Regions from separate parts of the Homo sapiens genome. Here region 2 is linked to region 1. A link is a loop called in an ENCODE intact Hi-C map of the cell type or tissue named here. Cell type or tissue: ascending aorta. All regions are shown on one strand. Links, peaks and the distances in the headings refer to the core of each region. The heading gives the core; the rest is flanking DNA. Region 1 overlaps ATP10A (ATPase phospholipid transporting 10A (putative)). Region 2 has its middle 5.1 kb from the start of TRE-TTC2-2.

What was found. A loop is a pair of places that touch in the nucleus more often than their neighbours do. Peaks named below come from ENCODE experiments on the same cell type or tissue, not always from the same donor. Only the 100,000 strongest peaks of a DNase experiment are listed, where the experiment ranks them.
Region 2: it touches region 1 in a loop (3-fold over the local background); 2 of 110 quality-filtered maps call a loop at or near these places.

What each region holds. Positions count from the first base shown.
Region 1 is chr15:25,691,594-25,696,968 of GRCh38, forward strand. It overlaps ATP10A (ATPase phospholipid transporting 10A (putative)), which reads right to left. Exons shown (of 21, transcript NM_024490.4): 14 at 3,226-3,553; 15 at 122-198. Among named protein-coding and RNA genes, the nearest start is that of LINC02250, 120 kb to the left of the region's middle. RefSeq lists enhancers at 3,587-4,087, 5,074-5,375. In ascending aorta, for the core only: CTCF peaks have their summits at 689 and 2,481 (motif pointing right); a DNase peak (open chromatin) is centred at 2,498; H3K27ac peaks cover 2,701 bases.
Region 2 is chr15:26,074,486-26,079,860 of GRCh38, forward strand. No RefSeq gene overlaps it. Among named protein-coding and RNA genes, the nearest start is that of TRE-TTC2-2, 5.1 kb to the right of the region's middle. In ascending aorta, for the core only: no CTCF peak of the experiment used is centred there; no DNase peak of the experiment used is centred there.

The sequences.
Region 1 (5,375 bases), core at 278-5,277:
GGGCAAACCCTTTAGCCTCGTTCAGTAGAGCCCAGAGGAAGTCGGGGACAGCCCACAGGGTGACAGGACAAGAGGTCAGTAGGGCCAATTGGTCACACAGAATAGCCTGATTGGTCTTTACCTGCATACCCTCCTGGCCGGAGATTCCCACACCCACATCTGCCACCTGGATCATGCTGACATCATTGGCTCCATCACCTAGAAACAGCACAGGCAAGAAGAATTGTTTGATTCTAGAAACAGCACAGAATCAAATCAATGTGCTAGATTTTCTTGGGAGTCCCCGCTGAACTCAGTCCTGTGAAAGCGTCCTGGGGAAGATGGGGGAAAAAGGAGTAGAGCATCCACCCTGGGAGAATAGAGTTAAGCATTCAGAATAAGCTAGCGACACCAGGAGATGTTTCGGAAAGCGGGCTGGAGCTGAGCCACCTGGTACATGGCGCCTGCTCTGCAGTGCCGCTCTTACACCAGTAAAACCCTCATCCTGCTGTCTGGCACAAGGAAAGATGCTATCATCATCTTCATCATCATTAGTTACTGAGCCACTCCAGCCAAGCAGCCAAGGCTACTCCCAGCCACACTTCCCGGGCAGTTTCTAAACTAAGGGAAGGAGGTTAAATTCAGCCCAGCACGTTGTGGAGCTCTTTTTTTTGCATATGGATTGCCACAGTATTAGCCATTGTGCTCACTTTGGGGCCCTCTAGGGGTGCAATAAAGGAGAACTTCTCTTCATTCTGTCAATTTGTTGATAGAAAATGTTTAGGAACACAGAGCATGGTCAGATATCTGGACACCTTCGGGGAAAGGACAGCAGAGTCATAAAGTTGTTATCACTCCGTGACGGTCACCATTCTTGGAACTGGGCAGCAGAAGAGCCCAAATCAGGGCATACATCCCAAGTTGCACAAATGAGAAAAGGTGCAGATACACAAAGTTAGAATGACTTGTAGTGTGACTACAGGATGTCTCTTCCCTGTGATTTTCCTGTTCTTTATAATGTTGAGACCAATATTAACTGATCAGTTAATATATATCAAATTGGAATTCTCTGAAGCAATAAAAATCTGTACAGCTTTCCCCAGAATGTCCCATTTAAAATGAGATACGGTAAAACATGAGATATGGTATGCAACGATGCTCTCTACATTATAAACCACTGGGCACTAGGAGTAGGTCACATTGATGCTTTAACGCATTCTTTCTTTCTTTCTTTTTCTTTTGAGACAGGGTCTCACTCTGTCACCCAGGCTAGGTGGGAGTGCAGTGGCATGATCATGGCTCACTGCAGCCTCAACCTCCTGGGCTCAAGTGATCCTCCCACTTCAGCCTCCTGAGTAGGTAGGACTACAGGTACATGCCACCACACCCAGCCAGGTTTTGCATTTTTAGTACAGATGGGGTTTCGCCCACCATGTTGCCCCAGCAGTTTTTTTTTTCTTTTTTTGAGACAGGGTCTCTCACTCTATTGCCTAGGCTGGAGTGTAGTGGTGTGATCACGGTTCACTGCAGCCTTGACCTCCTGGGCTCAGGTGAGCCTCCCACCTCAGCCTCTCAAGTAGCTGAGACTGCAGGTGTGTGCCACCACACACAGCTAATTTTTTTTATTTTTTGTAGAGATGGGGACTCACTATGTTGCCCAGGCTGGTCTCAAACTCCCGGGCTCAAGTGATCTTCCTGCCTTGGCCTCCCAAACTGTTGAGATGACTGGTGTGAACCACGTGCCCAGCCATGTGCTGATGTTCTTATGGGTCATTACTTTCCCGTTTTCTTTTGAGATTCCATTCTGTGTTTCCTTTTCTTTTTAATCTGCCAAGGATTTCCTTCCACTTCTTCAGGAATACCAGACACCAGTGGCTACGCGGCTGAGGCAGGCACTGGCCAGGCCAGGGAAACATCATTCACGTCTTACTGTGTACTGTGGCCTTTCAGGGCTGACGTTGTCCTCGTGCTCCCAGGGAAGGACGCTGACGCTCAGAGGAGGAGGCTGGGACAGGGGTGGTGCAGGTCAGCCTGAAGACCGTTTCCAGCTCCTCAGGGAAACCTGAGGGCCACCCCAGGCACATGAAGGCAAAGATGGCCTCAGGACAGGCCATGGCTGTTAGGTTCCCCGGGCCTCCTGAACACGTGCCCTGTGCCCACTCTCCTTAGCGGTTACTGGCCTCAGGGTGTGTAGGGCAGGGTCCCCATGACGACCGTGTTCAGGCCAGTGCTCGCTCTCCTCACTGCCACTGTAACCCAGGCTCAACAGCGGTCTCCTCTGGCCAGGTGAGGTGCCCACTGTGAACAGGCAGCAATCTCCATGTCAACAAGCAGGGGCTGTCACAGACCTTTTGCAGAAAATACTGCCAACACTGGCTGATTGATTGGCGAGGGTACTTGATTTCTGATCCAGTTCTCACCTAGGAGTAGATTCTATTTACAGGGAGGCCCAATTGTTGGCATGTGGGGGTCACGGCCACTGCTTCCTTCCTGGCCCTCACCAGGAGGTGGTGCTGCTGAGCCCCTGAACCTGTGCTAGAGACTCTGCCTGCACTAGAAGTGGGCAGAGAGGATGTCCTGGAAGGAGGCGAGTGGCCACCATCCCCTCCCTGGAGAGGAGCAGACAGGGCTCTCCAGGCCAACAGTGTCTGCCAGGAAAAACCACCATGAGAAACACAGTCCTTAAATAACTGGTGTAAAACTGAGCAGTGATGCGTATCTGATGATGGACTTATTTACTCAGAAGCCTGTCCCAGAACCATCAGCACAGCTGACAGGAGGCAGTGGGAATTCTGGTCACCAAGCCTCTGGGCCCTTAGGGCGTTACAAAGCCTTGGACACCCGGAGGCTCATGGTGACCAGAAGCAGCTGCAAAGGACCTTCTAAGTTGGCCTGGGCTAAGGCTGAGTGTGTAGTGCCCTCTGCTGTGGCCAGGACAGACTGGGACAGGCAGGTCTCTTGTGTGCTGTCTCCTGAGAAACAGGGTAAGCTCCATCTTGTTGCCGTAAAGCAGCACCGGATTACTGACCTTGCAGCATGAACCTGTAACTCTGCTACTCTCTTTTGTGGCTTTCCAATGTAAACTTTACCTTCGGAACATGTTGCCTGCTCTATCACACTGGGTGTGATTTTACACACAGAAAGAAAGGTGAGGAAGTGTTTTCCCATCTCGTGGTGTAGCATGGAAGGGTAGAGGAAGTTTGGGTCCAGCTGGGAGGAGGCCGTCTGGCCAGCTGGGATACTTGCCTATGGCCAGGGTCATGGCCTTGAGCTTGCTCCGCACCAGCTTCACCACCATGCTCTTCTGCAGAGGCGTCGACCGACAGCAGAGGACGGAGCGGCACTGCTTGGCAAGGAAGAGGAATTTGTCCTCCAGGTTTTTCTCGAGAGCGTAGGCCAGGCTTCTCCCATCGATCACGAGGCTGGGTCTGCGGCCAGAGGCAGTGGACGTGGAGGGTGGGCAGAGAGAGGAGAACCTCATGCTCACTTTGCCCTTGGTCTTCTCAGGGGCTCTCTGGAGGCCTCTGGACTGCACGTAGCATAGGCACTGGTCTAGCAGGGCTGCACACGCCTCCTGAAAGGGACATGAGAGGACAGCGCAGTTCCCTCAGAGTCATGCCACAAACATCCCCGCCCTGGCTCAACACCTCTGGAGCTGACATCCTTCCGGGCTCCAGGCTGCAGTACCCGCCTGCCCAGAGGCCACCCTCCAGAAACTGTGAAGTTCAGCCGGAGAGGATGACTTTCCCCAGAGAAGAGACTGAATTGGTGGCCAGGCACCGTGGGTGGCTCACTCCTGTAATCCCAGCACTTTGGGAGGCCGAGGCGGGTGGATCACGAGGTCAGGAGATCAAGACCATCCTGGCTAACACGGTGAAACCCCGTCTCTACTAAAAATACAAAAAAATTAGCCAGGCGTGGTGGTGGGTGCCTGTAGTCCCAGCTACTCGGGAGGCTGAGGCAGGAGAATGGCATGAACCTGGGAGGCGGAGCTTGCAGTGAGCCAAGATCATGCCACTGCACTCCAGCCTAGGCGACAGAGCGAGACTCTGTCTCAAAAAAAAGAGACTGAACTGGTCTAGGTTTCTCTAAGATCTTACTTGATCACCCATGATACAGTGCAGAGGTTGGAATGGACCATCTTCACTTTGGGAGGCCATACTGTATTATTGTGAAATTGCTGGATAGTTAGACTGAAGGCCCTCCATGTACTTCTTGATAGTTCTCAGAGGCCCTTACCTAACCCCCCAAGGACTAACTGCAGGACACAAAGCTCTGCAAAAGGCTTTGTTATGATTAGCCCCTAAAGAAATGCAATTTTCAGTATCCTCCCTAAGTTCTCCAATTCTGCCAGGAAAAGAAAAAAAAAAAAGCACAATTACGGAGGCTTTTAATAGGCAAAACTTGATCTGGATTCCAGAGAAAGGAGGAAAACCTACGGTGGTAGCAGCACTAGGGATCAGGGGCAGGAGCTGGAGGCACAGGAGGGACCACCGTCTCCAGGAACAAACACGCTCCGGGGAGCCTGGGCAGCTCCTGATCCTCCGCAGACCGTGAGTCTGCTGGGTCAGTGACCAGTGCCCTGCAACACACCACGGAAATCCAGCTGTGTTCAACACACGCTTACTGAGGATCCTTTGTATTCAGAAAATGAAGCCAGACTAGAGAAAAGAAGACTGAAAAGACACAGTTACTGCCGTAGGGGGAACAGACAGCTGATGCACACACACTCATGGCTGCAGCAAATCACCAACCAGGATGTGCGAAAGTGTGGAGATGGATAGGAGAGGGAGAGCTTTGCTTCCAGGGCATGGGGTGGGATATGGCAGTAACTGGGGAAGGCCTTGAGGAGAATGCAGGATGCCATCACAGGAACTCCATGAGCTCCCTGGACTCCCACAGCAGTGGAGACTCCTCCTTCATCCCGTTGCTCCCACTGACTTCAGGCGGCACTTGGGCAGGACGCATAGGCTCATTACTGCAGAGCTCTGAGAGGGAGTAGCAGCCGATGGACCGGGAGAGGAGACAAGTGTGCTAAGGACACTGAATGGGTGGTGGGTATGTCACTGTCACTCTGGTAGCCCCTGGCTTAGCCCAAGGCACCAGGGAACCTGGACGTGGGCTCCAAGGCAATGACAGAGAGAGCTCCAGGAGATACCTTCTAGCTCTGGCTTGAGGAGTGAAAAGGGGGTTCCCAGTGCTCTGAGAAGATGAGGAAGTCTCCAATTTTATTTATTCTTTTTCGTCTATTATTTTGAACTCAGTCCCAGGCAATTCTGCTACCGTGGCTATGCAGGAATGGCAGTGGCAGAAATGTCTGCTGCCGCAGACTCCAAGGGAGCTAGACCCTCCTTTCCAACAGAGCCTGTGGTGCTCTGTCTTCTATTCTGCCCCCA
Region 2 (5,375 bases), core at 211-5,210, 380 kb after region 1:
CATCTTAATGTGAATATTATATTAACCCCCTTTCTAAATAATTCACAGGAATTGCTAATACATTGCCATGAATCATTTATTTTTATTAAAAAAACAAACAGGCCAGGCACGGTGGTTCACACCTGTAATCCCAGCACTTTGGGAGGCTGAGGCAGGGGAATCATGAGGTCAGGAGATCGAGACCATCCTGGCTAACACGGTGAAACCCCATCTCTACTAAAAATACAAAAAATTAGCCAGGTGTGGTGGCAGGCACCTGTAGTCCCAGCTACTTGGGAGGCTGAGGCAGAAGAATGGCAGGAAGCCAGGAGGCAGAGCTTGCAGTGAGCCGATATCACACCACTGCACTCCAGCCTGGGCAACAGAGCGAGACTCCATCTCAAACAAACAAACAAACAAACAAAAAAACAAAAAACAAACAGCAAAATAAGTATCGGTCTATAAGGAAAAGTATGATATGCAAACCATGAAGATGAATCAGCTGATGAGTACCTAGGGTTTTTGCACCTTATGCAAATATTAGAAAAATGAGTCACATCCAATTCTTTCCCATTTTAGATTATTTGCCACAAGACAATGTCAGTTGCATTGCTCCTCCCTCAGGGAACCTTAAGAGGAACTCATATCTTTTAATAAAGAAAGCTTCAATAAAAGGTCAATTGCTTTTTTGTTATCTATGAGCATTTTGCTTTATCAACAAAAATAAAGCTTCCTTTACTGAGGCAGCAAATAAAGCCTTTGTTCATACCTGCACAGGGCACTCACAGGCAAAGCACGGCAGGAAGATCAGAGCCCAGAGAGAGGACAAGAAGAGACAATACTGAGAAGCTATGAGTAACATTGTTATTGTGCTTGGGCACTAAATTTTTAGTACTCAACTTCCTAGTAGCCAAAGCAAAAAGGAAAATTGGATAAGTTCTGTGGATGTCACTGCCTGCTAGAAGGAAGGCTATTCCTTCCACAGAAGAAATAATTCCAGACCTTCATTTATTTGTCCTTTCAAGAAATATTCACTGTACACTCAAAATGAGCTATGTAGAGAGTTAGGCTTGGAAGAGATTTGTAAACAAGACAAACACCTGCGTAGATGTGGTAGCTTGTCTTGAGGATGACCAACATTATTCTTCCTCTCTGTGCAAGCACATGTCCCTCGTCTGTTGAGAGATAAAGTCTGTTTCTCCAACCAGAAACTGGGCTGGTCTGGGAGTATGTTGACCAATAGAATGAATATAGCATAAGTCACACTAGGCCAGTTCTGAGCCTACCTTTTTAAGAAAAGTGAAAATTCCTGCTTTCTTCCTTTTGGAAGCCAGCTACCATGTAAGGAGTGCAACTACCCAGAGACACACTCCCACGGCATGTGGAGAAGTGCTGGAGAACAAGATGCCACATGGTGAGGTACTAGCATCAGCTCCATCCAACTACCAGCTGAATCCAGCCAAGGGAGTGACCGTGGTAAATGTTGCGGGGAAGAGCAGCAAACCACACAGCTGAGCCCTTCCTTAATCATAAGCAGAACAACGTTTTTTGTTTTGTTTTGTTTTGTTGTAAGCAGTATATTTTGGGACTAGTTCATTACATAAGCTCAAAACCAAAAACTTACAGTTTCAGAGAAGACCAGCAGACAAACAAGTAGTAACAGAAAGTATGATACATGTTAGGCTTGCTTCCTCTGCTCTGTATTTCAGGGAGCTGTAATCTTACAAATATTTCCAGTTCACCTGACCAGCTGGCTCCTGATTAGGTTACGTCAATTGCAGGCACTGTCAATTTCGCCTTTGGGATCATTGATGGGAGGTTGGAAGGTAGGAGGAAGAGACAATTTTTTTCCTTCTCTTTTCTAGAGTAGTGATTGACTCCAGGTTCTGGTAACTTTGGCATTTCCAGCAGAATTTGCCAGAGCTGCCTATGAGATTCAGCATTTCCAGAAGCTGAGATGGTGTGTAGTGAGTGGCCTGCTCTCACGGTGGCCATCACAAGCAGCTGATTGACTGCAACATCAGCAGCCTGGGTAGTTCCAGTAGTATTATCTGCAGACTCTAACAATGTCAGTGGTGAGATGCTCCCCAGTGCTGCTAGTGCCACTTCCTCCCTCTTTGCTCTTTGGTCACTTCCTCTACTAGAAATACCTAAAGTGTATTCTGGCCTGGCACAGTGGCTCACACCTGTAATCCCAGCACTTTGGGAGGCTGAGGCAGGTAAATCACTTGAGTCCAGGAGTTCGAGACCAGTCTGGCCAACGTGGTGAAACACTGTCTCTACTGAAAATACAAAAATTAGCCAGGTGTGGTGGCAAGTGCCTGTAGTCCCAGCTACTCGGGAGGCTGATACAGGAGAATCGCTTGAACCCAGGAGGCGGAGTTTGCAGTGAGCCAAGATCGCACCACTGCACTCTAGCCTGGGTGACAGAGCGACACTCTGTCCCCTCAAAAAGATAAATAAATAAAGTGAATTCTGCTTTTCTAGTGAGACATCCATGGATACAGCTTTTGCAAGCAACACTGTACTCAGGGAACAGACCCCAAATGATGAAAAAGTTAAGATTGTTTATCTTTCCTTGGGCATAAATACAGTAATGACCTCATTACCTGGGGAAAATGAGATACTGGTATTTCACATATGTAGTGGCAAAATATTAATTAATTAATTAATTAATTTTTGAGATGGAGTCTCACTCTGTTGCCCAGGCTGGAGTGCCCTGGCGTGATCTTGGCTCACTGCAACCTCCACCTCCCAGATTCAAGTGATTCTCCTGCCTCAGCCTACCGAGTAGCTGGAATTACAGGCGCCCACCACCATGCCTGGCTAATTTTTGTATTTTTAGTAGAGATGGGGTTTCACCGTGTTGGCCAGGCTGGTCTCGAACTGTTGACCTCAGGTGATCCCCCCACTTCAGCCTCCCAAAGTGCTGGGATGATAGGTGTGAGCCACTGCATCTGGCCAAATATTTATTTAAATTATAATTTGGCATTACGTAGGATAAAGGGTCTCTGAAAGTTAAGGTACTGGAACCAAGAGACTGCTACAATAAACCATTGTGATGGGGGGCTGGCTATTTCTGACTGCACTCGAGGGTTTACAAAAATTCTTAAATTCTCAGTTCAATATATGATCAGAGAATAAGAGATCTTGTGATGGCTCTCAGATGATCCTCAGACAATCCATTGTCCTTTGTTAGCCACAAGAAATAAGAGATGTAGTTGAAAATCAGGCCCATAATCTGATTCTGCAAGTCACAGAATTCAATATAAGTTAGATTCATAGCCTGTCCATATCGCTGAAGTGAAAGTCAGGGCTCTAATTTCGAAAGAATGGGGCCTCCAAGAAATGGAATGGGGATATTTCGGTTGGCTCAGATGAATCTGAGAATCATGAAGCCCCAAATTTCCTTGAGCTTTTTGCCAGTAGAAGCGGCCTCCCCTTCCTCTGTCTGAGAAAGATTGTCTTCTCTTGCTTGAAGCCTTGATCAGTGCTCTTCAGACCTTGGTGTGCATAAGAATCACCTGAGGATCTTGTCAAAATCAACATTTTGGCTCACTAGGCCTTGAGAGTGGCCTGAGATTCTGCACTTCTAGCAAGCTCCTAGGCGACACCATGGCTGCTGATTCACAGACCACACTTGGCACACCAAGGGACTCAATAAGTGCCTCCCCATAGCAGTTGAAAAGAATGCCAGTTCTCTACCAGATCTATCCTCACCATCTGTCAATATTTCCAGACCTGAAATTAGGAGGTCAAGTATAAAGTGTAACCAAGCATGAGATAGCATTGAAAGAGTTGTAACAACGTGCCAATTTATATTAGAAGGAAGTTAAAGAAGATGTAAGGAAATGGGTCCTAAGATTGCTAGACCAAGGAGAAAGAAGATAACATTGAATTAGGCCAAATTTATCAAAGTAGATTCCACATGTTAGTTTGAGAGTCAGGGAGTAGTTCTACCTCCCAGCTTCCGTCGTTAGTTGACTGAAACGTGGACTTAACAGTGACCACTTTCATTGGGGTTTGTAATGTTGTACACCCATGGTGCGAGGTGGACTAACACTTTTAAAGGCTTAGGCACACAGTTACATTGGAGTGAGATTTATCAAGTGTGACCCACAAACCTGCCCATTCACTGCATTTCCCAGATGGGACCAGACTTTCTTCATTAAAGTGTTGAGAAATGCATTGGTGAGGAGAGCACCAGATGCTTGAAAACTCTTTTGTAGCAATCTTCCATGAGCCAGGTTGGTGAGAAAATCCACAGTGCTTCCTGGTTCAATGGGAATCACGGAATCTCAGAGTGGCAGGGTCTAAGTATTAGATACAGCAAAACCACCAGGAAAAAATGGGCTCAGTTACGGAAGTATTGATGGGGCAGCAGGGATCTTTGGCAGTGATGTCCTAAGAATGAAATAAATGGGTGGTCTACCGAATGATTGTTTGATATATGCAATTTTATTTGATTGATTTCTAATTTTTTAAGAGACAGGATCTTGCTCTGTCACCCAGGCTGGAGTGCAGTGGCCCGATTATAGCTCACTACAGCCCTGAACCCCTGGCTTCAAGGAATCCTCCCACCTCAGCTTCCCAAAGTGCTGGGATTATAGATCTGAGCCAGTATGCTCGAGTGGTCTATGCAGTTTTAAAACTCTAAGTCTGGTGGCCAGAAACATGACTCGATTTACTGGAATGGAGATGTTTTGTGTCATCCAGTACCAAGAACTGAGTCAGCTCACAGTCCAAAGTTCCACTGGAGGAAGGGGAGACTTGGTCTACTTGAAGAATGGCCCCTCTACACTGCAACAGGAATATGTTGTAAAGATCCCCCTTCCCCATTCTCCAGAGGACCTGTGGTCATTTGTTCTATTAATTTACACTGATTTTGATGTGGCACTGCTTCAATCCCTTGCTGCAGGTAGGAAGCTCAGAATTTTTATTGTTATTTATTCCTCCTTCTCTTCCAATACTTTTGTGTGGTTCCTTGGAGCTTAGTAAGTAAATGATGTTTTGGCCTCAACCTATCTCAGCATGGTTCCTGTGGGTTGCAGACCAACCTGATTCCATTATGTACAATTCAGATATACATACTTGGCAACTGACATTATTGTAGTGCTCCCGGAATCTTGGAGTGAGGACTACTATGGTGAGAAAAGACAAATGGTGTTCCCAGAACTTCCCCCTTCTTATCAAAATGGTAAAGCCAAAGTGATCCTGCTTCCCAGAGGGAATCAGAGAGATTTGTGCCACCAACAAAGACTTGAAAGATGCAGAGATTTTCCTATCATCTACCCAATTATTCACTTGTCCACTTGACCTGTGCAAAAGACAAACAGATCTTGAGAATAACTTGACTCATGCACATTTACAGCCCCCTTCACCTTGCTAACTCATCC